Linked DNA regions of Homo sapiens: region 1 is linked to region 2. A link is a contact called in ENCODE Hi-C or POLR2A ChIA-PET data. All regions are on one chromosome and are shown on one strand. The core of a region is the stretch at or near the end of the contact, and the rest is flanking DNA. Distances in the headings are between cores, read along the strand shown.

Region 1 (5,165 bases), core at 2,341-4,840, 240 kb before region 2:
ATGCTAAACATTTAAAATGTCTAAAATGTCATACCTTTTGACTCTGCAATTCTGCTTCTAGGAATTTAGCCACCAGCACTTGCACAAAAGAATGACAGCTACAAGCCCAAGAATGCTCATGACAGCATCATTCTCCATAATGAAAAAGACATAGAAGCCGTGAAGAAATTACTAAATGAATAAAAGTGCATCCTGGCCAGGCATGGTGGCTCACACCTGTAATCACGGCACTTTGGGAGGCCGAGGCAGGCGGATCACTTGAGGTCAGGAGTTCAAGATCAGCTTGGCCAACATGGTGAAACCCCATCTCTACCAAAAAAAAAAAAAAATACAAAAATTAGCCGGGTGTGGTGTCATGAACCTGTAGTCCCAGCTACTCGGGAGGCTGAGGCAGGAGAACTCCCTGAACCTGGGAGGTGGAGGGTGCAGTGAGCCAAGACTGTGCCATGGCACTCCAGCCTAGGCAACAGAGGGAGACTCCATCTCAAAAAAGGAAAAAAAAAAAAAGTGCACCCTGAGAACTGCAGACCTCTCAGCACATGACAACTCCATTCTAACCTCTGCACTAAGAGATGACCAAAGAGTAGCATGCTTCTAGAAGCACAAGTTCCTAGGATGATCCCAGCACCCCCGTTACAATGCCTGCCAGAGAAGCTCAATGATGCCAGAAGAATTTACTATTTGTTTTAGCCAACACCTAATGAAAGACTCCTGGGCCCTCCCTTTGAGCATTTACTAAAAATGGCTTGCAAATACGAATCCCGCCTCTATCCCTTTGAGATGTATATCTATCTCCTTCAGCTCAGGAGTGTCTTTCTTTAGGACCTGAAAGCCGTCCTTTTGAAATGTAATCATGAGGAAGGTTAGACTCCTCCAGTCTCTGTGGGAAGACAGAATCCTAACTTCTATAATTGACAGCTGGGCTAATCACATGACATTGACCAAGCCTTTGTGATTTTTCACTGGAGTCCCTTCTTTCGCAGGTATCCCCTTTGTTTCCTCCATCCCTCCTGCCTTCTTTCTTTCCCATTATCTTTCTCCCCTGTTTTAACCACTTGTAAATTCTCACCTACCTGAAGTGTTGCTAAGTTTTCTTTTTTTTTTTTTTTTGAGACGGAGTCTTGCTCTGTCGCTTAGGCTGGAGTGCAGTGGCGCGATCTCGGCTCACTGCAGCCTCCACCTCCTGGGTTCAAGCCATTCTCCTGCCTCAGCCTCCCGAGTAGCTGGGACTACAGGTGCCCGCCACCACGCCCGGCTAATTTTTTTGTATTTTAGTAGAGACGGGGTTTCACCGTGTTGCCCAGGCTGGTCTCCAACACCTGAGCTCAGGCAATCCGCCCACCTCGGCCTCCCAAAGTGCTGGGATTACAGGAGTGAGCCACCGCGCCCGGCTGACTGTTGCTAAATTTTAATCAGAGGTGGGAGGACCGTAAAGATTGAGTCTACCTCCCAATTTACAGATGGACAAATTGAGGCCCAGAAAGGTTCCCACACATGTTCAGAATTCTACATCCAGCCTCTGTTCTGGCTGTTCTCTTTCCGCCTCTGGCTGCCCAACTCCCTCCTGCCCTTGCACCCCTAACATTAACAGCCAGAGGGATCTTACAAAAACACCCATCTGATCCATTCCGAACACTGCCTAGCAACCACCATTCCGGAAATCAAATCGCTGCCCCGGCTACCTTCTCTCCTCTTGTGACAGGTCAAATCTTACCCAGGAGCCTTCCAACGTGCTATTTCACATCTTGCCCTGACTTGGCTTTTTTTTTTTTTTTTTTTTTTCCCCCGAGACAGAGTTGCGTCTTGCTCTGTCGCCCACGCTGGAGTACAGTGGCTCCATCTCGGTTCACTGCAACCTCCGCCTCTCGGGTTCAAGCGATTCTTCTCCCTCAGCCTCCCAAGTAGCTGGGATTACAGGCACCCGACACCACGCCCGACTAATTTTTGTGTTTTTAGTAGAAATGGGGTTTCACCATGTTGGCCAGGCTGGTTTTGAACTCCAGACCTCGTGACCCACCTGCCTCGGCCGCCCAAAGTGCTGGGATTACAGGCGTGAGCCACCGCGCCCAGCCCTGACCTAGCTATTGACTGCTTATCCTGGAGTCTAGGATCTCTCTGGTGCCAGATCTGAGACGCCCGCAGCCTCTCCCCTATCTCCAACCTGTCTCCCCCGCTAGATCGTGAGCTCTGTGGGAACATTGCCCAGGCTTGTCTTGTTCACCAACGTGCTTCCAGTGCCTGGCACTGTGCTCAACCCCTCCACGCCCTCGCTCAAACTCAATCGATGTTTGATAGAAAGATGAAGAGAGATTTGTTCGGTCAGAGAGAACAGCATGATGACAGAAGGAAGGCGTACAATCAAAAGCTGTGTGCAGGGCCAGGAGCGGTGGCTCACGTACTCCCAGCACTTTGGAAGGCCTAGGCGGGAGGATCACTTGAGCTCAGGAATTCAAGACCACCCTGGGCAACATGGCGAAACCCCGTCTCTACAAAAAATACAAAAACTAGGCCGGGCGCAGTGGCTCGCGCCTGTAATCCCAGCACTTTTAGGAGGCCGAGGCAGTCAGGAGTTCGAGACCAGCCTGGCCAACATGGTGAAACCCCGTTTCTACTAAAAATACAAAAATTAGCCGGGTGTGGTGGCGAGCGCCTATAATCCCAGCTACTCGGGAGGCTGAGGCAGGAAAATCGCTTGAACCTGGGAGGCGGAGGTTGCAGTAAGCCGAGATGGCGCCACTGCACTCCAGCCTGGGCGACAGAGCAAGACTCCGTCTCAAGAAAAAAAAAAAAAGAAAAAAACCACTAGCCGGGCGTGGTGACGCAGGCCTGTAGTCCCAGCTGTTCGGGAGGCTGAGGCAGGAGGGTCGCTTGAGCCCGTGAGCCGAGATCGCGCCACTGCACTCCAGCCTGGGCGACAGAGCGAGACCCTGTCTCAAAAATTAAATAAATAAATAAATAAATAAATAAAGGTGTGTGCAGGTAACAGCAAGTAGTCTTAAAAGAGTAGACCGAGGTGTGTGCAGAGGGCAACAGTTGGGATATTTGCCTCTGTCTAATTAGCACCTTTGGACATTTGCGTCAGGCTCTGTGCTGACAAAGAGCGCACTGACGACCACAGTAGGGCCCTGCCAGTCCTGTGATGGCACCCAGCATTTAAGTGTGACAGAAGCCACCCACAACAAGCTACATACTGCATATAATTTAAGGGGGTCACGGCCCCGGAAGCCCAGCCATGGACCACGGTTTAAGTACCCCTAGTCCAGCTGGAACAATAAACATGAAATGAGTGCCTGGCTTGGAATGCAAGCCAGGCCGTGACAGAAATGAGGAAGGAGCCGATGGTTTCAGAGGCTGTCGCGAGGAGAGGGCCTTAGAGGCAGGCGGGGGACGACAGCGGACCTAAACTTCTGGGCCCAGGAGAAGTTCGTTCTTTCCTCCAGGATACCTGGAGCCGAGTGCAGGATCTCAGCGAGAAATGCCCCAATCTCAAGGGCGGCACCGAGAGGTGACGCAAGCGGCGCGCGAGGTTGCGTCAATGCAGGACCGCCCCGCCTCCGGCCTGTGCATTGTGGGACCTAAGGGCACCTGTCAGACGCCCAATCTCGCGAGTGAGCGAGATTCACGCGGAACGCAGAGGTGAGAACGGGGAAGGCCCTCCTCAGCAGGAGTCCCGCCCCCTGAAGGGCATGGGCCAATCACAATGCCTCTCCTTCCTGGCCGCTGGGATTGGTCCGAGGGTGCACATGACCGGACTGCGGGACATGTGACCGTGCCGATCTAGGTCGTGTGACCCGTCTGGTGTAGTCCTGGAACAAGGGTTTTGCTGCGGAGGGAAACGGCCAGAGACCTCGATCTAAGACCGGGGTTTGGAGACTGGCGGGCCTCGGAACAGCAGAGCTAGCGGACTTCCGGTCTGGCCCTCTGCTCACGGCCGAGGGCAAGGCGGGTTAGGTCACTTGCTGAGGAAAGAGCTCAATATGTCACGTGTTCCTCTCCCAATGACGTGGACCTCAGTTCCCTCTCCAGTGAAGTGGGCACAGTGTTGCCCGAAAAAGGGTGCTCTGGGGCTTGCCTGAGACGGGACGCGTGGAAATGCCCTGCCGAATATGAATGGGGCGATGGCCTCGCGGGACGGAGCAGCCCAGGAAAGCTGACCGTGGGCTGGGTTGTGGAGCGGAGCCCCAGGGCCTCGGCTGACTTAGCGGCCAGTCGTACATAGTGGGTATGCGGCGGGCCCGACGCCAGTCGTTGTGGACCACTGACTTGTAATCTTTACGACCTCAGTGAGGGTCAGAAGTGTCCGCGAGCCCTGTAGGCGAGGAGAGGCCTGGCTGAGGGCGCACAGCCTGGAAGGGGAGAAACTAGAGCTGGACTCTGCTTGACCCACAGACCCTCCGCCAGGTTGCCTTTGCGAGGCAAGAAGCGAAGGTTGGCGAGCCAGCTGGGAGTACCCACCCCCTCCATGCCTGGTGGAGTCACCCAAGCCCCAGCGACACCCCGGCCTGCCCAAGGTACTGGTGACCCTGGAGGCCGGGGCCCTGGCTTCTCAGTCAGGGTCTCCTCCCCATGGCGGCAGAGCTGTCTGGCGTTTTGAGCCCTTTACACCAGGGGCAAGAGGGCTGCAGGCCAGAGCCAGCAAAAGAGAAGAAGCAGAGGGAATGAGAAACCTAGAAGGTGGAACGGGAAGGAGGGAGTGAAATGGGCAAAGGCCTCCAAAAAAAACAACTTCCGCCTCCTAAGTTTAGTGCATTTAACTCTATAAATATCTATTGAACACCTACTGGATGCCAGGCACTTTTCTAGGCACTGGGCAGCTAGCATTAAACAGAAGGCAGAAACCCCTGCCTTCAACAAAATCTATGCTGTGTTGAATAAGTGATACAGGGAAAAGCTAAAGATGGGGAGAGAGGTGGGAAGGGTATAGAGGATGGGAAGAAATTTACAAAAGAGGCAGGGAGGGCTTTACTGAGAAGGTGACGATGAAGGAAGTGAAGGAAGGGCATTGCAGGCCAGGGGCTCATCGTGTGCAAGGGCCCTGGGGTGGAAGGGATCATGCAGTGGCGTGAGTGTGGGTTTGAGCAGCAGGTGATGGTCAGAGGTAATACGTGGCCACCAAAAGGACTCTGGCGGCCGGGCGCAGTGGCTCACGCCTGTAATCCCAGCAC
Region 2 (5,801 bases), core at 116-2,615:
GCGCCACTGCAGTCCAGCTGGGCGACAGAGCGAGACTCCATCTCAAAAAAAAAAAAAAAAGCATTATATATTTGCTTTTATATACATTTGGCTGTAGGTCTCTTGGTTTCTATCACTTCACTGTTCTTTTCCTCCATTTTCAGAATTGTTTCCTTTCTGTGACAGATATTCAGTGATAACCTTCTGTGTGCCAGGCCCTCTATTAGATGTTGGAGACAGGGAGGTAAATAACACAGATAAGTTCTTGTCCTTTTTGAAATGAAACACTGAAACTGTACAATTGATTACTGTTTGTTTTTCCTATGGGCATAAGTGACCCAAGCCTAACTGACTTCTTATGTTTCTGACATACATATATTTTAAACAAGTGTTAGGCTCTTTACATACTGTTAATGCCAACTGTTCAGATACGTTGGCTGTAACTACTGAATTGAAGATACTGTGAGAAACATGGATTGTGTGGGTCTTTCCATAAGGTAAACCTGGTTTTGTGGCCCCTTCAAGGGCAGCGGTGGGACTGTGGAATTGGCATCTGTGTGGTGCTGTGCAGCTGATTGTTACTTGAGCGTTAAACTGTTCGCCTACACATGAAGTGTGGGCAGTTGAAGGTGTTTGAAAATCACTGTGTGGTATTTTTGTCATTAGACCCACCCAGTTATTTCCCATTATGTTGAAGAAAATTTTGGTTACATAGTTGAGCTTTGTTCAAAAGGTGAATATCAGCTCTGATTGGCCAAGGTCTCTTTTCATCTTCAGTGCCTCCCCCCACAACACCCCCCTCCGGTTTCACCAGGGTGACAAGCAGATGTGGTCCAGCCCCAGGCCCTGGACTGTGGACTAATCAATCCCTAACAGGCACTAGCAGCCCCAAGCCTGACTAGGTTAAAAGTTCCACCAAGGGCCGGGCGCAGTGGCTCACATCTGTAATCCCAGCACTTTGGGAGGCCGAGGCAGGCGGATCACGAGGTCAGGAGATGGAGACCACCCTGGCTAACATGGTGAAATCCCGTCTCTATTAAAAATAAAAAAAATTAGCCGGGGTGGTGGGGGGCGCCTGTAGTCCCAGCTACTCGGGAGGCTGAGGCAGGAGAATGGCGTGAACCCAGGAGGTGGATCTTGCAGTGAGCCGAGATCGTGCCACTGCACTCCAGCCTGGGGGACAGAACGAGACTCTGTCTCAGGAAAAAAAAAAAAGTTCCACCAAGAAAACCTGCGGAACAGTCTTTGCAGTGTGGTTTATTTTGGATCTCAGGTTTTAAGATAGGCCCCTAGTCGTTCCACTTCTTTTCTAGTAGGTGATCCTTTGTGGCCCTTGGAAGTAATTTCTTGGCCACTTTTGGTCCCTGTTTTGGTTGTCTGAGATGTGGTCAAGAGGAATGATAATAGCACTACAGTCGTTCTCTTCTGATTTTCAAAATGGCTTATGGCAACCTTTGATGTTACTCAGACTGCTCCAGCTAGTTTTGATTAATTCATTCAGGCTGTCAGTGACTCAGCAGCCTCCTGGCTTCTTTCTTGTTTTTAAAAGGAGCTGGACTTTCACAATATATGGAACATAGTTAACATATTGCAGCTAATAAGTGTGGCACATAATGATAGGCATCGGTGAAGGGGTCTGGAAGAATGTCACACATAGGCTGGGGGGGGGCTCAGGAGGACATGACATCTCTGCTTTTGTGAATATGAGGATAGGGGACTTTTTTTGGGTGAAAGAAGGAATGGCAGGAAAGGCAAGGTGTCAGAAGCACAGGCAGCAGCCAAGGGTCTTTGGGGTAATGTATGTGGAGGGGCGGGGGTGATAAGGCCACATTGGGCAGCCTGTGAGTGCTAAGCTGTAGGCCCTGCAGAGCCGTGGCAGTGGTGGAGTGGGAGAGTGACCTAAGGCTTCCCGAAGATGTGTCTGGCAGAGTGTAGGGCGAATTGCATGTGATTGGAAATGGGTGGAAGGAGACTGGCACAGAGCTAGAGAGGCTGAGCTAAGCTGGGGAAACCCAGGCTGGATGAGGGCCCTGAAGCTGTCCTTTGGGCAGGGGTGCCAGGCAGGGGACCCAACAGAGCGCCAAGTATAAAGCTGGTTGGGGTGGGGCTTAAGGATGGGAGGAGTGGACTTAGGAGGTAGAGAGTGCTTTGGGTGTAGGCCAGGTAAGTTTCTGGTCTGCCTGCATTAGGCACTTGGTAGCTGTTAGCTATGCCAGTAAAAGGATCTTTTACTTTTCTGGCAAGACTCTGCAAGACCGGTTCTCTCTTAGGTGATTCTCAGGTGGGGATGGGGAGGGAAGATGTGAAATTTAGGGAAAATAAAACTACCTTTATTACCTACACTATTTCCACCTGATTCATTTAAAATTATGTCTAAGATTATAATTTGACACACATTTTTCAAAAGAGCTCTGAGATATTTTTCATACCACATCAGATGCTTCTGGGCACTGAGGAGTTTTATCAAGTAAAACTTTACCAGGCCTATGTGATGTGACATGGCTGTTGCCTGTGATGCCACAGGCTTCCCAAAGCCCCCTACTGAGGCCCACTAAGTTGGTGGGAACCAGGCTGCAAGCTTTTTGCCTTTGGTGGAATAGCCCCTCTCGGGTTCAAGTCCTTCCTCCACATTTCTGTCCACTCAGCAGCATTCCTGAGGGAAGAGTGGGCAGGCAGGGCTATGGTGAAGGCATGAACTGGAACTGGAGGGCTTCTTTTGCAGACCCTTTGTGGTACTGGAAAGAAATTCCTCAAGGACCTATAGGCTCATTAGTGCCATGCTAAACTGACCCAGCTGACTCTGAATTTCAGTAGTATTGTTCCAGAAAAAAATTCCAGCCAGGCATGGTGACTTACATCTGTAATCCCAGCACTTTGGGAGGCTGAGATGTGAGGGTTCTTGGAGCCTAGGAGTTTGATACCAGCCTGGGCAACATGGCAAGACACTGTCTCTACAGAAAATTAAAAAAAAAAAATTAGTTGGGCATGGTGGCACGCATCTGTGTCCCAGCTACTTGAGAGGCTGAGGCAGGAGAATCAGTTGAGCCCAGGAAGTTGAGGCTGTAGTGAGCTGTATTTGCATCACTGTACTCCAGTCTGGGCAGCAGAGCGAGACCCTGTTTCAAAAAAAAAAAAAAAAAAAAAAATTCCAGAGATCTTAAGGATGAAAAGTCTAAGGAAGGCCAGGTATGATGGCTCATGCCTGTAATCCCACCACTTTGGGAGGCCAAGGCAGGCAGATCACTTGATGTCAGTTCGAGACCAGCCTGGTCAACATGGTTGAAACCCCGTCTCTACAAAAAATACAAAAATTAGCTGGGCGTGGTGGCACGTACCTGTAATCCCAGCTACTCGGGGGGCTGAGGCAGGAGAATCACTTGAACCCGGGAGGCAGAGGTCGCAGTGAGCCCAGATCGCACCACTGCACTCCAGCCTGGGTAATAGAGCGAGACCCTGTCTCAATAATAATAATAGTAATGAAGAAAAAGAAAAAGTCCAAGGAAAAGAGAAGTATTACATTTAAAAATGTTTACTTACTGATCGAGGCTTTGGTAACTAGTTGTTTCTTTAGTAGGAATTTTAAAACTATCACTTAAAATTTTTCTATTAAGTTGAGAACTTAATAAGTATGATGAGACTGTCAAATTATTTGTAATCAGTAACTCCTTATGCAAACTCATGAGCATAATGATAAAATTTAAACTTTCCATAGAAAAAATTAAGAAACAGTTGTGGTTTAATGTATTCTACAAATACTTAGCCTCTGTGCCAGGCTGGATACCTCTGCTGGGGCTGAAGACCAAATACCCGATTCTTAAAATGGATAAGAATGTTTAATAAATTGGTTCTTCTATAAATTCATGTTTATCTGTCAGAATCTGAGTGGAAAAAAACTTACGGTGAAGAACTTAGGTAATTGATAATAATTGGGATGCAAACCATTTTTTGAAATCTCAGTGTGTAGAATCTATCAGAAAGCTGAAAAAAACTAATTTTGTGGAACTATACAGTGGTAACTGTTTAATAAAGTTCTCCTTAAAAGAGTTTTTATTATAATTTTATTTTAATTGATTATAACAGACATAAAACAATTCTGAAATCATATAAGTGATTAAATATTAAATGTTGTGGAATGAATTAAGTACTTGAGAATTCAGATACAGGAGCAGCACAAAGAATGGTTGGGAAAATCCTTGCTGTGGGCGGTGGGACGTGAACTGACGGGCACGATTCCTGGGGAGGTGGGCAAAGGAGACTGTCCCTACCAAGAGGGTGACGTAAGCCAAGAAAGAGGGGCTGTCTGCTCTGGCCATTGCTTATGAGTTGTGTGGAGGGCCAGTGAAGGGTGGAGAGGCAAGATGGTGTAGAGCTGATAAGAGCACAGCCTCATGACCCTGAACTTCCTTCCAGGTCCCTCATCAATGTAATGTGGATACATTAGTACCAGCTTTGAGGGGTGACTAGGATTGGATTGGATGATGATTGTAAAGTTCCTGGTGCAGGCCTGGCACATAGGAAGTGTTGATTAGGCCAGGCGCAGTGGCTCACGCCTGTAATCCCAGCACTTTGGGAGGCCAAGGCAGGTGGATCACCTGAGGTCAGGAGTTTGAGACCAGCCTGGCCAACATGGTGAAACCCTGTCTCTACTAAAAATACCAAAAACAAACAAACAAACAAAAACAAAAAACAAAAAATTAGCCAGGTGTGGTGGCAGGCGCCTTTAATCCCAGCTACTCAGGAGGCCACGGCAAGAGAAACACTTGAACCCGGGAGGCAGAGGTTACAGTGAGCCAAGATCACACCATTGCACTCCAGCCTGGGCAACAAGAGGGAAATTCTGTCTCAAAAAAAAAAGTGTTGACTAGACAGAAGGTGATATTGCTGTTGGGGAGGATGGGGCTGAACCCTGGAGGGCAGGGGTGCTAGGTACTTTTTCCTACATTGACTTGATAGAAATTAGGAGGCCACAGGCCAGGTGTGGTGGCTCACGCCTGTAATCCCAGCACTTTGGGAGGCTGAGGCGGGCAGATCACTTGAGGTCAGGAGTTCGAGACCAGCATGGCCAACATGGTAAAACCCTGTCTCTACTGAAAATACAAAAATTAGCCGGGCATGTTGGTGCATGCCTGTAATCCCAGCTGCTGAGGAGGCTGAGGCACAAGAATTGCTTGAACCTGGAAAGTGGAGGTTACAGTGAGCTGAAGTCATGCCAGTGCACTGTAGCCTTGGCAACAGAGCGAGACTCTATCTCAAAAAAAAAAAAAAAGAAAAAAATTAGGAGACATTTTGATTAGAGATAAGATGTGGCTGGAATTAATGAATAATGGTAGCTACCCAAATACTTCTGTGTGCTCTGTGCTTTCTGTTATCTGCAGCCTTCACCATTGCCTTGCAGGGGAGGGGTGGGCCTTTGATCTCCTATTAGTGAGAGGAAACTTGCACTTTGCCCAAGGCCACTTGGCTACCAAGAGGGAAGGCAGGATTTGAACTTAGGCTTGCCTGGTCTGGGCTCTTTCTCTCGCTACCAGACTGCCCCTGCCTGGGAAGCCATCTGCCAGGGGCTGATGACCCCATGGGGAAGAGGAATAGCTGGCTTGGGTGGTTACTCCTGCTCCTAAAAAGGTATGTGAGCTCAGAGTGCATGTTGGCAGACACCCCATCCCCCGCCCCCCAGAAGAGGAGGAAATAGGATGGTCACTTATCAGTGGAAATTGAGTTAGAACTCAGTGATTAATGGAAAGAGGACAGGCGAGTGGGAGACGGTTGTGCTTGGACATGAAGGCAGGCACTGGGTGACCTGGCCTTTCTCTATCTGGGGTGGG

Evidence for each region. Hi-C counts contacts between places; a loop is a spot of excess contacts on that map. ChIA-PET counts read pairs that join two places held with the same protein, here RNA polymerase II (POLR2A). Pooled maps may share reads with other maps.
Region 1: a pooled map shows a loop between it and region 2 (4-fold over the local background). The contact joins two enhancer-like sites. A Hi-C loop is called at or near these places in 2 of 50 pooled maps. POLR2A ChIA-PET finds 5 or more read pairs at or near these places in 5 of 52 experiments (A673, PC-9, WTC11 and 2 more).

What each region holds. Positions count from the first base shown.
Region 1 is chr14:101,944,566-101,949,730 of GRCh38, forward strand. No RefSeq gene overlaps it. Among named protein-coding and RNA genes, the nearest start is that of DYNC1H1, 17 kb to the right of the region's middle. RefSeq lists enhancers at 391-1,052, 1,053-1,712, 3,035-3,696, 3,401-3,520, 3,821-4,010. Within about 2 kb of position 3,591, at least 33 of the 41 ENCODE cell types and tissues checked have a DNase peak (open chromatin) inside an H3K27ac peak, as active enhancers do; they include A673 and PC-9, where a contact is called at or near this core.
Region 2 is chr14:102,185,771-102,191,571 of GRCh38, forward strand. The region is part of intron 1 of WDR20 (WD repeat domain 20); the gene reads left to right. Among named protein-coding and RNA genes, the nearest start is that of WDR20, 49 kb to the left of the region's middle. Within about 2 kb of position 1,366, at least 8 of the 41 ENCODE cell types and tissues checked have a DNase peak (open chromatin) inside an H3K27ac peak, as active enhancers do; they include A673 and PC-9, where a contact is called at or near this core.